Regions from separate parts of the Homo sapiens genome. Here region 2 is linked to region 1. A link is a loop called in an ENCODE intact Hi-C map of the cell type or tissue named here. Cell type or tissue: ovary. All regions are shown on one strand. Each heading gives the region's core, and the rest is flanking DNA. Links, peaks and the distances in the headings are about the cores only.

Evidence for each region. Hi-C counts contacts between places; a loop is a spot of excess contacts. Peaks named below come from ENCODE experiments on the same cell type or tissue, not always from the same donor. Only the 100,000 strongest peaks of a DNase experiment are listed, where the experiment ranks them.
Region 2: it touches region 1 in a loop (4-fold over the local background); 1 of 110 quality-filtered maps calls a loop at or near these places.

Annotation. Positions count from the first base shown.
Region 1 is chr21:32,072,580-32,075,495 of GRCh38, forward strand. No RefSeq gene overlaps it. Among named protein-coding and RNA genes, the nearest start is that of LINC00159, 12 kb to the right of the region's middle. In ovary, for the core only: no CTCF peak of the experiment used is centred there; a DNase peak (open chromatin) is centred at 1,580.
Region 2 is chr21:32,013,574-32,016,489 of GRCh38, forward strand. No RefSeq gene overlaps it. Among named protein-coding and RNA genes, the nearest start is that of LINC00159, 71 kb to the right of the region's middle. In ovary, for the core only: no CTCF peak of the experiment used is centred there; no DNase peak of the experiment used is centred there.

The DNA of each region.
Region 1 (2,916 bases), core at 163-2,662:
CGGTTAAGTGGTTGAATGGATGGGAGAATTTTGTAGACACGTCTCAAGAACCATCAATAGTTGATATCCAGTCTCTCAATGTCTCTACTGTGCTAAAATGATTCCCTTGTCTTCAGCTGACATTTATCAGTGATTGGTACAATGAGCATAGGAGGACTGATGGACTTCTAGCAAAAGGTTAATTCACTCAACTCCACATCTAAAATATGATCTTAGGAGATTTTGGCCTGCAGTTGGTCTTCTCCAGGGGAGTCAGCCTATGGCAGGTTGGATGCTCATCCCAGCTGGAATCATGGTGTCTGTCCAACTCTTCCAACTCCTATAGAAGAACTGCCATGGCAAACTCAACCAAATATGTCACAGCCTTTGTGATCAGGAAGGGTTTCTCAGCATCCTTTACAAATCTCTAAAGCTACGGAAGAAAATTACTACCTCTTGTTAAGATGGACCATGGTATTTAACAAAGATCGCTGGGTTGGAAACCAGGACGTCTATGCTCTTGGCCTGGTTCTGCCACTAATTTGTTCTGGGATTTGGGACCAGCCACTTCACCTCCATAGACCTTAGCCTCTTTGTGAGAAAAATGGGGACTGTATGATTTCAAGGCCCTGTTCGGCTCTGCAAGGCATGATTTCATGTTCTGCAGGGCCGCAGGCTCTAAGACCCCAACTTAGCCCTGCAAGATGGACTTCAGAGGCCCTTCCCTGCAATCCTCCTGCTTGGCCCTGCTGTCTGCCCACAGACTTCCCACGGAGAGGAGAACACAGCCCACGGTGGTTACCAGCACGGAGCTTGGCTCTGTTGCCCACTAGCTCTGTGGCCTTCGGCAAGTTCCTTAACCTCTCTGTGCCTCAGTTTCCTGATGCATAAGATGAGATAACAAAGGGACCCACCTGCTAGGGCAGTTAGAGGATAAAAGGACAAAATGCACAGAAAGTGCTTATTATGGTGCCAAATGCAGAGGAAGTGCTGGAGAGATGGGAGTTATGATGATGGTGTTTATGAGAGACTGATGGCAGAAGCCACAGATTCTGGCCTCTCATCCATTGAGACCTCCCTGACAGCCGCCTCAATACCAGGACTCTTAGATCTGCAGGTCCTGGTTCTTAAAGGCACGTTCAGCCTCCACACTCCTGATGTGTGCCTGGGCCAAGGATAGGGAGCCCCAGCAGCTTGAATAAAACCATTGTCTGGATAAAGGGGGAGCCCACAGGGAGCAGGGGCCGTTCCTAGCTCTCTGGGCTGCCTGAGCGCCCCTTCCTCTATTTTCTCCCCTTGTTCTTGTGGCCCTGTGGCTGCTTTTATCAGAGCAGAGGGGCTCTGACCCCTGACGGGGGAAAATGGCCGCCCTCCTCCCACATGGCAATTATTCTCAACTGCATCAGAGCCAGAGCTCTGGGCCCAGGAGGGCTGCTTTAGCACAGGGTGGGCTTGGAGGAGGCAGCTGTTCCCCATCGGAACATTTTGAAAGTGGCTTTGTCTCCAACCAGCAACCCTTTGGCGCCGGATTCCTGTGCACCTTCGAGCAACAAGGCAGCAAAGTGGTCCATCCACCCACAGAGGAAGAAACTGCGGCCGTCCCGCTGATGCTGAGAAAAGGAGCGCTCAGCTGGTCTTTCGGTCTGCGGGGGCTGCCGTGACAAAACACCACAGGCCGGGGGCTCACACGGCAGAAATGGGTCGTCTAAGTTCAGGAGGGTGGAAGTCTAAGATCAAGGTGTTGGCAGAGCTGGTTCCTCCTGAGGCTGCGAGGGGGAATCTGTCCCAGGCCCTCACCTACCCTCCAGGGGTTTCCAGCAACCTTTGGCCTTCCTTGGTTTATAAATGCATCACCATGGTCTCTGGCTTCATCTTCACATGGATTTTCCTCCTGTGGGCCTGTCTGTGCCCAGATTTTCCCCTTTTATAAGGATACCAGTCATATTGGATTTAGGACCCACCTTACACCAGTACGACCTTGTCTTAATTAATTACATCTGCAATTACTCTATTTGCAAATAAGGTCACATTCTGAGGCACTGGGGGTTAAGACTTCAACATATGATTTTGGGCAGATGGTGGGGGCAAAATTCAACCCATAGCATTTGGCATTTGGCCTTTCCTTAAAGAAGGAGCTTTTTTTTTTTTTTTGAGATGGAGCCTGGCTCTGTTGCCAAGGCTGGAATGCAGTGGCGTGATCTTGGCTCACTGCAACCTCCGCCTCCTGGGTTCAAGCGATTCTCCTGCCTCAGCCTCTCAAGTAGCTGGGATTAGAGGCGGACACCACCACAGCCGGGTAATTTTTGTATTTTTAGTAGAGACGGGGTTTCACCATGTTCGTGAGGCTGGTCTTGAACTCCTGACCTCAAGTGATCTGCCCACCTCCGTCTCCCAAAGTGCTGGGATTACAGGTGTGAGCCACTGTGCCCTGCCTCAAGGAGGGGCAATATTAAGTCCACCTGTGTCTCTACGCTCATGCGAGGCAGCCAGCAGGTGTTTCCTAGGCCTCTGGGCAGAAAGGAGCCTGGAAGGTCAAGGTGATCCATCCTCCATTGGCTGGCTGCATCTCTGGCCCCCAGCTGGGGACTCTCCATGTGGAGTTTGCATATCTCTAGCAAGAGCAAACTGACTACTTCCCTTCTCCTTGGGCAGCTCTTTAATGCAGAACGGCCTTCCATGTAACACTTTTTTTTTTCTTTTTTTTTTCTTTTTTTGAGACAGAGTCTCACTCTGTCACCCAGGCTGGAGTGCGGAGGTGCCATCTCGGCTCACTGCAACCTCCACCTCCCGGGTTCAAGCAATTCTCCTGTCTCAGCCTCCTGAGTAGCTGGGATTACAGGCACCTGCCACCACACCCAGCTAATTTTTATATTTTTAGTAGAGACAAAGTTTGGCCATGTTGGCCAGGCTGGTCTTGAACTCCTGATCTCAGGTGAT
Region 2 (2,916 bases), core at 309-2,808, 59 kb before region 1:
TGTTAAGAATGCCATAGAGGCGAAGTGTCCTTTTCATCACATCATATCAGGGAGTACATGATAGCCAGATGATATTACTTATGGTATTGACCTCAGTTAAGGAAGAGTTTACCTTAACCATCACTCATTTAAGGTGGAGTTTCCCAGGTTTCTCAATTGCAAAGCTTCTATTTCTCCCTTTCTCTAGTCTTTGGAAGTAAGTCACTAAGTCTAGCCTACCCTTAAGGTGTGGGAGGGATTGAGTGCCACCCCCTAGAGGGGTGAATATTTACATGTATTATTTCAAATTCTTCTTTAAGGAAGATGTGTCTCTTTTCCCCCATTATTTTATTTACTTGATCATTTATTTATATCAGTATGGAGTCATAGATATTTATTTTATAGTTTGGGTTATAATCCAATACAGCATTATTTATGTTGTTGCTCAAACTGTTGCGGCTTTGGCCATTGGGAGCTCTTTCAGGCTGATTCCTGTTTCTTTTTGACATGCTTCCTTCCCTTTGATTTTTGAGCACTTCCTCACCTCCTGGCACTACAAGATATTCCAAGCTCATGTTGTATTTCCCTTGCTCCAGCCCTAGAATCAGCCATTTCTCCAAGGAGCCCTCGTTCATTACATTCTTTTGAATGTTACCAATAGTGGCAAATTCAATTTCTTTGTGGGTGGAATTAACAACCAAAAGTCAATTGGAATCATATCTGGTGAAATAGATTGGTAATCAAGAGCATTAAATAACATCTTTCATCAAAAACTGTGTGACGGCATACAAACACATATTTATAGCAGCACAATTCACAATTGCAGAGATATGGAACCAACCTAAGTGCCCATCAACAAGTGAGTGGATAAAGAAAATGTGGTATATGTACACCATGGAATACTACTCAGCCATAAAAAGGAATGAAATAATATCTTTTGCAGCAACTTGGATGGAGCTGGAGGCCATTATTCTAACTAAGTGAAGTAACTTAGGAATGGAAAACGAAATATTGTATGTTCTCAGTTATAAGTGGGGGCTAAGCTATGAAAATGCAAATACATAAGAATTATATAATGGACTCATTTATCCCTCACCCCCCTTCCCAACCTTCTCTCTCAGGTGAGGGATCAAAGACAACACATTGGATACAGTGTACACTGCTTGGGTGATGGGTGCACTAAAACCTCAGAAATCACCACTAAAGAACTTATCCATGTAACCAAAAACCACCTGTACCCCAAAAACTATTGAAATAAAAATAAAAATTAATTATTAAACCCCCCCCCCAAAAAAAAAACCAACACTGTGTGACAGAAAGTAAGCATTGAGCCCAAAGAATTGTCAAGGCTGAGAAGCAAACACAGCCAGAGTTTCTTTTAAAAAAAGGCTTGGCCGGGCATGGTGGCTCATGCCTGTAATCCCAGCACTTTGGGAGGCCGAGGCGGGTGGATCACAAGGTCAGGAGATAGAGACCATCCTGGCTAACACGGTGAAACCCCATCTCTACTAAAAATACAAAAAAATTAACTGGACGTGGGGGCGGGTGCCTGTAGTCCCAGCTACTCAGGAGGCTGAGGCAGGAGAATCACTTGAACCTGGGAGGCGGAGGTTGCAGTGAGCCGGGATGGCACCACTGCACTCCAGCCTGGGTGACAGAGCAAGACTCCGTCTTAAAAAAAAAAAGGCTTTAACATTTTCCAGTCACTTTAGTATTTATGCCTAAAACAATCTGATCAGCTTTCTGCTTTTGTGGGATGCATTGAGCATGAACAATGTCACTGATGTTAAAGGAGCAAATGAGCATTCTCTTCACTTTTGAAATAAGTATTTTTCTTACGTCTCAGGGATGTTGAGGCTTTCTACAGCGAACGTTGATGCTTTACTTCTGGACCATAATAGAAACACTATGTTCTACGATCGGTCATTATTTTTCTCTAAAACATGTGCTTTTTGTTTTTTCAAACCTCCCTTGAAAAATCAGAGCAAATGCCAAGGCTTTTGAGTGTAAGTTTATCATTCAAAATTGTTGGCAAGTTTTCACAGAAATTTCCCTGCTGTCCCAGTTCTCTTCCCTCTGAATGTAACACTCCGGCCAACGTGCTCACAATTACTTGTTCAGCGCACTGCCTGGTTCAGCACTTCCACAGCCCTTGTGAGTGACGAGGCTCCATGGCAGAGCCATCTCCTTCCTTCCTTAAACCTTCCATGACAACCCCTAACTCTTGTCTTTGCCATCTGTGCTTGGCTCTTTCTCCACATATTCCTTTTTAACATGTCAAATGTCTTGCTGGCCCCACTGTGTTACTTTATGCAAAATGTGAGGCTCTTTGTTCCTAAAACTGCTATCATTTTTACTCAGGCATGAGCACCCGCACTTCCTTACCCTCTGGCACAAATCTGCCTGCAAGGCAGGTTGTAGCAAGTCCCTGTTAAGACTGGTCTTTGATTTCCACTGGCCTCAAGGGACACCTCCTTGGGTACACAGAAATCCATTTCATTGGTTGGACAGATACTCACAGTGCAGAGCTAGAAATGTCTGTGCTGCCCTTAGAAGGACTACATGTCACTCAGCTAGGAGACACCCCCAGAAATTCCCCATCAAACTCTATTCCACAGAGCCCCCATCAATGACAGTAAACCATGCCAGTACTGCCCTAGATCAATCCCACACAGTTGCAGCGTGAGTCTCTTCTCTCTTTCCCTTCTTATCCCAACTTACCCAAATTTAATGAAAATGCTGAAATCGAAACTGACCGAAATAGAAATTGCTGCTCCCATATTTAAGCACTGTTCAGTGCATCTTGCTCCCCCACATTCTGGATTCTTCTCCCACTGCCTCATTGAAATTGCTCTCTAGCTTCACCAGGAGCTCCCTTGTGGCAAAATATAATGGACATTTTTCATTTATTTCTCTGGGCTCTCTCTGTCTGTCATG